Regions from separate parts of the Homo sapiens genome. Here region 1 is linked to region 2. A link is an interaction called in ENCODE POLR2A ChIA-PET data of the cell type or tissue named here. Cell type or tissue: MCF 10A. All regions are shown on one strand. Links, peaks and the distances in the headings refer to the core of each region. The heading gives the core; the rest is flanking DNA.

What was found. Peaks named below come from ENCODE experiments on the same cell type or tissue, not always from the same donor. Only the 100,000 strongest peaks of a DNase experiment are listed, where the experiment ranks them.
Region 1: POLR2A ChIA-PET joins it to region 2 with 6 read pairs; 3 of 35 experiments call an interaction of 5 or more read pairs at or near these places.

What each region holds. Positions count from the first base shown.
Region 1 is chr7:139,326,793-139,331,192 of GRCh38, forward strand. It overlaps a transcript of UBN2 not described here. Among named protein-coding and RNA genes, the nearest start is that of TRR-CCT4-1, 12 kb to the right of the region's middle. In MCF 10A, for the core only: no CTCF peak of the experiment used is centred there; a DNase peak (open chromatin) is centred at 1,829.
Region 2 is chr7:139,241,088-139,245,487 of GRCh38, forward strand. The region is part of intron 2 of UBN2 (ubinuclein 2); the gene reads left to right. Among named protein-coding and RNA genes, the nearest start is that of UBN2, 12 kb to the left of the region's middle. In MCF 10A, for the core only: no CTCF peak of the experiment used is centred there; no DNase peak of the experiment used is centred there.

The sequences.
Region 1 (4,400 bases), core at 240-4,239, 86 kb after region 2:
GTGCTGTAGCAGCAGCTTTGGTGCAGGTGTCTGGGTCCAGCCCAGGGCCACTGTGTCACCACTGCAAACTGTGGTGACTGTGCCTGGGATTGTTTTCACTGAACCAGATCTGTGGCAGGATTTGGGTGAGGTTGTTGGCTGTGTCACTCCCAAGCCTGGTCTCTAGCCTTACCAGAAAATTGTGAGAGGCACCCCGCATCCTTTTAATGAAAGTATTTTCTTCTTCTTTTCTTTTTATTTTATTTGTTTATTTTTTTTGAGACAGAGTTTCACTCTTGTTGCCCAGGCTGGAATGCAATGGCGCGATCTCAGCTCACCGCAACCTCCGCCTCCCGGGTTCAAGCGATTATCCTGCCTCAGCCTCCTGAGTAGCTAGGATTACAGGCATGTGCCACCACACCCAGCTAATTTTGTATTTTCAGTAGAGACAGGGTTTCTCCATGTTGGTCAGGCTGGTCTCGAGCTCCCGACATCAGGTGATCTGCCAGCCTCAGCCTCCCAAAGTGCTGGGACTACAGGCGTGAGCCACTGCACCCAGCCCAGAGCCAACATTTTATTATTTACTCTGTGTATTAGTCTATTTTGTGTTACTATCACAGAATACCGCAGACTAGGTAATTTATAAAGAAAAGAAATTTATTTCTCATAATTCTGGAGGCTCGGAAGTCCAATATCAAGGTGCTGGCATCTGGTGAGGGCCTTTGTGTTGTGTCAGAAGGCAGAAGGGCAAGAAAGCAAAAGGGGCCCAAACTCACTTTTATAACAAGCCCACTCTAGTGACCACGAGCACTCTGCAATAACAATATTAATGCACTCTGCCCTCGTGACCTAATCACCTATTAGGCCTCACCTCCCAACACTTGCACTGGGAACCTAGTTTCCAACATATGAACTTTGGGGAATACATTCAAACCATAGCACTCTGCCTTAATGAACTAATAGCATAGAATGGAAGATAAGAGTCTTGTGGCAGTTCAGTAAGTCCAGAATTCGTATCACCCCTTACCACAACAGTTATTGAAGACCTATTTCCAGAAGATTATCCCGCTTCTTCAGGGCTGGCTAAAATCTGCTGCATCTCAGAAAACTGCTTAAATTTCTATCACAAGGAGAATAACTGATAGAATTCTCCCTAATCCCTCCTGTGTATTTGCCCTTTAAAACCATATACTTGTGAACTAGAGGTTGATAAAATAAACATGAATGTGAGTGGGACAGATTAATTCATTCTCCTTAAGTTATATAGTTTCCTCTTCTGTTGACTCTGAAAGTGTCAGGATTCCAGCTAGGGTTTGAAAGATTATATCAAAAAGGGCTGTATTAGTCTATTTTCACACTGCTATAAAGAACTACCTGAGACTGGGTAATTTATAAAGAATAGAGCTTTAATTGATTCACAGTTCCACATGGCTGGGGAGGCCTCAGGAAACTTACAATCATGATGGAAGGTGAAGAAGAAGCAAGGCATATCTTACATGGTGGCAGGGGAGAGAGTGGAGGGGAAAGTGCCACACTTTTAAACCATCAGCTCTTGTGAGAACTCACTCACTGTCGTGCGAATAGCAAGGGGGAGATCCACCCCCATGATCCAATCACCTTCCACGAGGCCCCTCCCTTGACATGTGGGGATTACCATTTGACATGAGATTTTGGTGGGGACACAGAGCCAAACCATATCAGGGGCCACAGCTAGAGCCAAACCCTGACAGGGACCTCGGACAGAAGAGCTGCTAGAGTGAGAAGTCCTTACTCTGAGCAGTTGCATCCTGGCTCACATGGAAGATGATGGAGCTGAGACATAGGTCATCTAGCTTGTACTGGGAAAGAGTCCAGGGAAAATTAGGATGAATCATGACTCACACCAGAGATGAACCAGCATCAGCATTATGAAACTCACAAAAACATGTTAAATCAGAAATCAGATAGTCAGGTATGGTGGCACATGCCTGTAGTCCCAGCTATTCAGGAGGCTGAGGCAGGAGGATTGCTTGAGCTGGGGAGGTTGAGGCTGCAGTGAGCTATGATCATACCACTGCACTCCACAACAGACTGAGACCCTGTCTCAAGAAAAAAAAAAAAAAGGAAAAGAAATTAGAAACCCATCAGTAGAAACTAAAGATTAAACTCAAATGCAGAGGTTTTTAGCAGCAATTTAAAAATCATGAACTTCAGGCAGGCTGAGATGGCTCACACCTGTAATCCCAGCATTTTGGGAGGCTGAGATGGGAGGATCACTTGAGCCCAGGCATTTGAGACCAACCTGGGAAACATAGCAAGATCCAATCTCTATTTTTTTTTTAATTATAAACTTCAAGGCCAAGGACAGAAATTCGTGTGAAATAAAGCCAGGGAATGATTTAGAGGTCAGTATGGCCAGTTGCTGTGAGCAAAAGATTTTTTTTTTTTTTTTTTCAAAAATAAGACTTGTTTCTTCTTTTCTTACAGGGGCCTTGCCTTAGAGATGTCTCTGAACAATTTGGACCCTGACAAGAAGGGTCAAGGAGAAATCGGATACTCTTGTGATTCCCCCAGTCAACCACTGTTCCAGTTGCTTATCTGCTGAGACAGCAGTTCTTGACCCCAGCTACACATTAAGCTTAAAAAAAAAATTACTGTTGCTTGGACCCTAGCCCAACTTGTGAATCAGAATTTCTGGGGGTGGGTCCCAGCCACTGGTGTTTTTGAAAGTCTCCCTGGGTAATTCTAATGTATATTCAGTATTGAGCCCCACTGGCCTGACACTTTCATTCCCACTGAAACAGAAGTAATCCACTACAGAGGAGAGAAGGTTGTTCCATTCTAAGCCATAGGAGTTTTTAGTTATCATAGCTCCAAACCCATAGGAACTGGCGTGAGAGCATTCTTACGTGGGTGATGGATGTAGGAGCTCCAGGATGCCTTGGAACGTCTTGTCCCAGTATGTTTCTGCTTGTACAGGTATTCAAAATGAGGGCCAAACCCTTCTTTGGAATCCAACTCTGCTCTAGGCTAGTTGGCTGCCCCCAGACCAGGATTTAGCACCAACAAACTGAGAATGTGATCAGAGGACTGGGGCCACTAACATAACTGGAAAAGAAAAGCAGAAAAGCATTCTCCCAACTCCTGTTCAATTAATTCAACAAATAGCTGTGGCCATGGCTGCAAAGGTACCAAGGTGCAATGACTAAGAACTCTAGCTTTGGGGTCAGATAGTCCTGCGTTCTCATGCTGGCTCCACAAGGCCCACAAGCTGTGCACTCTGGGCAAGGTACCATATGAGCCTGAAGTTCCCATCTCCCCCTAAGAAAATCCCCAGAAAAGAGTTTTCTTGTAGTGAAGCCCTTACAACACCTGTCATATTATAGGGTGCCCCCTCAATTACTTTACTTGGAAAAAGAACTATTTGCTTCAAATGTACATCACCTTAGATGACCTCAATTAATGCAAGTTTGGGGTATCTATAGAGGCCAAAAACCAAACAAAATCAGTTTTTTTAAGTGACAGAGAAATTTTTCAATTTTTAAGTGTATGAGAAATTCATAACATTTATCATAACTGTTTTAAGTGTTAAGTATGTTTTCATTGTTGTGAACTAGATCTCCAGATCTTGTAGAACTGAAACTGTGTACTCATTAAATAACTCCTTTTTGCCTCTTACTTCCAGCTCCTGGTAACCACCATTCAACTTTCTTTATCTATGACTCTGACAACTGTAGATACTTCATATAAGTGAAATCATGTAGTATTTGTCCTTCTGTGACTGGCTTATGTCACTTAGTGTAATGTCTTCAAGGTTAGTCCATGTTGTTTGTCATGTGACAGGATTTCCTTCCTCTGTAAGGCTGAATAATATTGCATGATATGAATAGACCACATTTTATTTATCCATTCATCCACTGATGGACACGTGGGTTGTTTCCACCTCTTGGCTCTTGTGAATAATGCCGCCATGAATGTGGGTGTACAAATATCTGTTTGAGTTTCTACTTTGAATTCTTTTGGATATATACCCAGAGGTGGGGCTGTTGAATCTTATGGTAGTTCTATTTTTAATTTTTTGAAGAACTGCCATACAGTTTTCCATAGTGGTTGCACCCTTTTACAATACCACTGTTGGGTTTTTTCTCACACCTCTTCAACACCAAATGAGGGTAGTTGTTTTTTTCCCTTCCTGACACCAACCTATTCTCCAACTCTCCAGACACCAACCGAGAATCCTACCATTCAATTCCATTTTGACAGTAACTACCCAGAGTTACTATAAGACTCACAGCTTTAAGCATTCAGTCCCACAAGACTGCCTTCACTTACACGACCTGGGCCAGTCTCCAGTATTGGGTCCCCAGGTTACCCACACTTCTGTCTGACATAACTATAAATTCAGGGGTTCCCACAATCCTCCCAGATTTGATAATTTGCTA
Region 2 (4,400 bases), core at 261-4,260:
AATATATGCCTTTTATGAGGCCACCTATACTCTATACTCAGGAGTAGGATGCTTCAATTTGATGGGTATAGACTTGTTATCTTAGCCTTCTAGGACATAGGATAACCTATAATTGTTGGAAGATTTCTCTTAGTGATTTTTTTCTCACTCCATTACCCCAGCCGTTCTGAAAGATCATACTGTCCTAGAATTGGATATAAATTCACTAATCTAAATGAAAGCACCTAACACAATACCTTGTGCCTAGCAGGGGCTCAGTTAAGACTCTTTGAATCTGAATGACTCTCTGAATAGGAAGACATATATTCTGCCAGGCATTTATTAATAATCATGAAATCACATTATAACTTTAAAATCTGCTTACTGTGCTATATAGACCTTGAATACTATCTTTCACACTTAGTTCTATGTGGTTTTGGGCTCTCAGAGCCCTAGTAGTTTCATACTTCTTTTAAAAAGAAGGGTAAGGGTAGATTTGATAGTAGAAAAGTAATTCTGAGCAGTCTTATAAATAAAACAGTTGACCAAATGGAATAACACTGTTTTCACTCAAAGACAAATTATTCTTCTAAATACTCTTGATTTTCTTGAGACCCTGTCTCTAATAAGAATAAGAATAATAAAATCAGCTAGGTGAAGCGGCCCGTGCCTGTAATCCCAGCACTTTGGGAGGCTGAGGTGGGCAGATCACCTGAGGTCAGGAGTGCAGCCAGCCTGGCCAACATGGTGAAACCTTTCTATCTCTACTAAAAATACAAAAATTAGCTGGGCATGGTGGTGGGTACCTATAATTCCAGATATTCGGGAGACTGAGGCAGGAGAATCCCTTGAACCCAGGAGGCAGAGATTGCAGTGAGCCGAAATCACGCCGTTGTACTCCAGCCTGGCGACAAGAGCGAGAATCCAGCTCCCCCCCCCAAAAAAAGTCTTGATTTTCTTTTGTATAACTTGTAAAAGTGAGTCTTTCCAGATAATGTTTTAAAGAATGGCAGTATCTTGGAATAACTAATTTCTGATGAGTAACATCTTCACAGTAAATACTACTCGGCTAAGTGGAAAGAAATATAATTTTGTCTTAAAATAATTATAGATTATTGTTTTAAACTGTCTTCAAATGTGAAACTGATACCAAGTAGTTAGTTTTGAAAGCATTTGTGTACTGTTTCTGGGAGTTGTAAGAATCATATCAATTACTCATATTATTTTAGTTGATCATCCACACTTGCTGAGGGGTTAGAGCTTCCTTGGGAACTTCATAGGCTGGTTAACCTGTTTGTTTTGGCCTTATGTGAGGTCTGGTCCCTAAGGATCATCTCGATGTAGAGCTTTGGGCAAACTTGTTGACACCACCACAAAGTAAATTCTACTTGCAAAACACAAATACCAGTGGATTTAGGGTTTTGTAGACCAATAATAGTATGATATTACATGTACAATAAAAACATAAAATAATCTTTTAAAGCAAACTGGGGGAGGGGAGAGGGCCTTAAAGGGCAAGGAGGAATTCCTAGCTCAAATAATAATTTCTTTATTGCAGTTACCCATTCTGATCACTTGCTGTGACATGCCCTTTTAATTCCTTGGCCTCTTTGAATTGAATAAATTCTCTTCAGCCTTCTTTAATGCCTTAGGAACAATTGAGAATCAGCAGTTTTAGGGTATTTAGGAGGAAGGACTGGTATCCATATGTGGTGATTATAGAAGTTGTGTATACTATTTTTGTGCTGTGTAGTCAGCTCTTGGCTGTATTTCCACTGCCTTGAAACTCAGCTCCTTTCTATTGGTAGGTTGAAGAAATGGGCACAGATGTAAAGAGATAAGGTGGCAGGGCTGGGACAAGTAGGGAGTCTTGTGACGACAGGATGTTTTCTTCTCACTTATAGGACTGGTGTGTTTTTTAGTAATCAGGGTCATTCTTGCTCTGTCTACTAGAGGTTATCAATGAATGTTGGTTTTTAGTTTGGTTTACTATTAGCTGGAGGCAATTTGGGGTCAGGGGGTCTAGTACTAAGAACATCTTGTTTGTTTGTTTTCCAGTTGAGTGTTACACTGTAATGAGGCTGCATTGGCCTAAAACACTGATTGTCAGGTTAAGCAAGTACTAATGACTCAGTAAGGAATATTCTTCTGAGTCACAGGGAGCTAGTACCTAGAACAGTAGATAAGAAGAAAGTTCTTCACTTTAGATATAGCAAAATTCAAGGGTTTTTTTTTGTTCTTGTTGTTTGGAAAATAAGTTTTGATTTTTATAAGATCTACTTAATTTATAAACTGTGTAATATCAACTGCAGAGGTTCAGAGAATTTATCAAGTAAGACTTTGATTCTGTTGCAGTAAGGGTACTGAAAAAGAGAGTAATTCAACAGAAGTCTTTCTAGTAGGGAAGATAGTATAATCCTTTGCCAATGTAACTTGAGTTTCTTTAGGTTAAATTTTAATATTTGTGAATTAATTTATATGTACCTTTCTGGCAACTGCCAAAAGTTTGGTTCCAGCTTATACAATTTACACATTATTGAATTTTAGCACAGTTAGGGAACTGGAGGGTGGAGAATAGATATGGGGTGGTAAGGCAGGAGGCAGGTCAGGGTTAGAAGTTTTCCAGGAAGGCCACAAGTGAGGAAAAGCAAACTGTACCTAGAAAACTACTCTAATGGCCTCTGTGATGAAGGAGGGAACTGGAGATTGTGCCTTATAGTTGGCAAAAATCTATTTATAAGTGGAGCAATGCCTTTGGAACTCTGGTTGTTGGAGAGTGAGTTAAGAAAGAGCTACTCAGGTTTGGGTGTGTCAAATACACGTTTTCCAAAACTCTTTCCCCACAGTGGGACTGGAAAGTAGAGCCAAATGAGGAGGAGTTCAAAACTTTGGTAGTGAACATTTGGTGGGCCAAACCTAATAAAATAACATTTATTGAGTGGGTAGTACATGTCCTTAATAAAACTCGGAAGATACAAAAGCTAATGATAGAAAGTAAATCTCCTTCCTACCCCTGACTCCCAGCTAACCAGGTCACTCCTTAGAGACACTGTGAGTTTCTTGCCCCAGAGAGCTATGTGTATGTGGGCAGTCACATATTTCAAAGATTTTTTTTTGTTACTGTTCACTGTAAGAGGATATATAAATACAGATAAATGAAAAGATCAAAATAAAAATCAGCAAATCACCTGTAAGTCCACTGCCAGGCAGAACCACTGTGAATAGTTTGATAGTTGAAAGTGTATCCTTTCAGGAGTTTTAAAAATCCATGTGCAATTACGTTTGTACTTTCTTACACTATAAAAAAATTTTTTTAAGAGCCTAGTGTGGTGGCTCACACCTGTGATCCCAGCTACTTGGGAGGCTGAGGCAGAGAAGATAAATGTCTTGAGCCTAGGAGTTCAAGACCAGCCTGGGCAACATAGCAAGACCCCATCTCTTAAAAAAAAAGTTAGATCACCTGAGCAATACATGAATATGTTCCTTTTATTAAAAACAAATTCAAATAATACATATTACATCAAAGTCTTCCTGCACCACTGCTTCCAGTTCTATCCCTTCTCTGTCGTAATGACCATGGTTATCTGCTTGTTGTGTATTCTTTGAGCATTTTATACATATCTATAGATATATATTGCTATGTTTTGTTTTTCATAGATGAGAATATCCTGTTCATATGATAGTGTAAGAAACAATATCTTGTTATTTAGCTATTGTCTCCATAATAACCAGTTAAGTTGAGGACCTTTTCAAATGCTTAGTGAACATTGATAGCACCTTTTCGTGAATAGCCTGAGCTGTACATAACATTTAGGAAACTCTTCTTGTTACCTTCTATATTAATAAATACTCTCTATCACAATTTTTTAAAATTTATTTATTTATTTTGGAGACAAGGTCTTCATCACCCAGACTGGAGTGCCGTGATGTGATCATAGCTCACTGCAGCCTTGACCTTCTGGGCTCAAGCGATCCTCCCACCTCAGCCTCCCAAGTAGCTGGGACTACAGGCACGCATCACCATGCCCAGCTTTTTTTTTTTTTTTTTTTTTTTTGAAAAACAGGATTTCACCATGTTTCCCAGGCTGGTCTTGAACTCCTGGGCTCAAGCGATCAACCTGCTTCAGCCTCCCAAAGTGCTGGGATTATAGGCATGAGCCACCTCGCCCAGCCTACCACATTATTCTTCAATGGCTATTAACATTGAATGGATATGTGATAGTTTGTATAATTTACACTTTTATAATTGATATGCTTTGTGAAGACCTTATACCTGTAAGATCATTTTGAGGGGAAGCATTTTGGTCAGATTAATACTATTATGATCAAATAAAGCTTTAAGTCTTTTATTTGCTCCCCTTGATAAGATTTATACTTATTTAACAATACTAATCATTTTACTACTTAGATTAGATTATGGA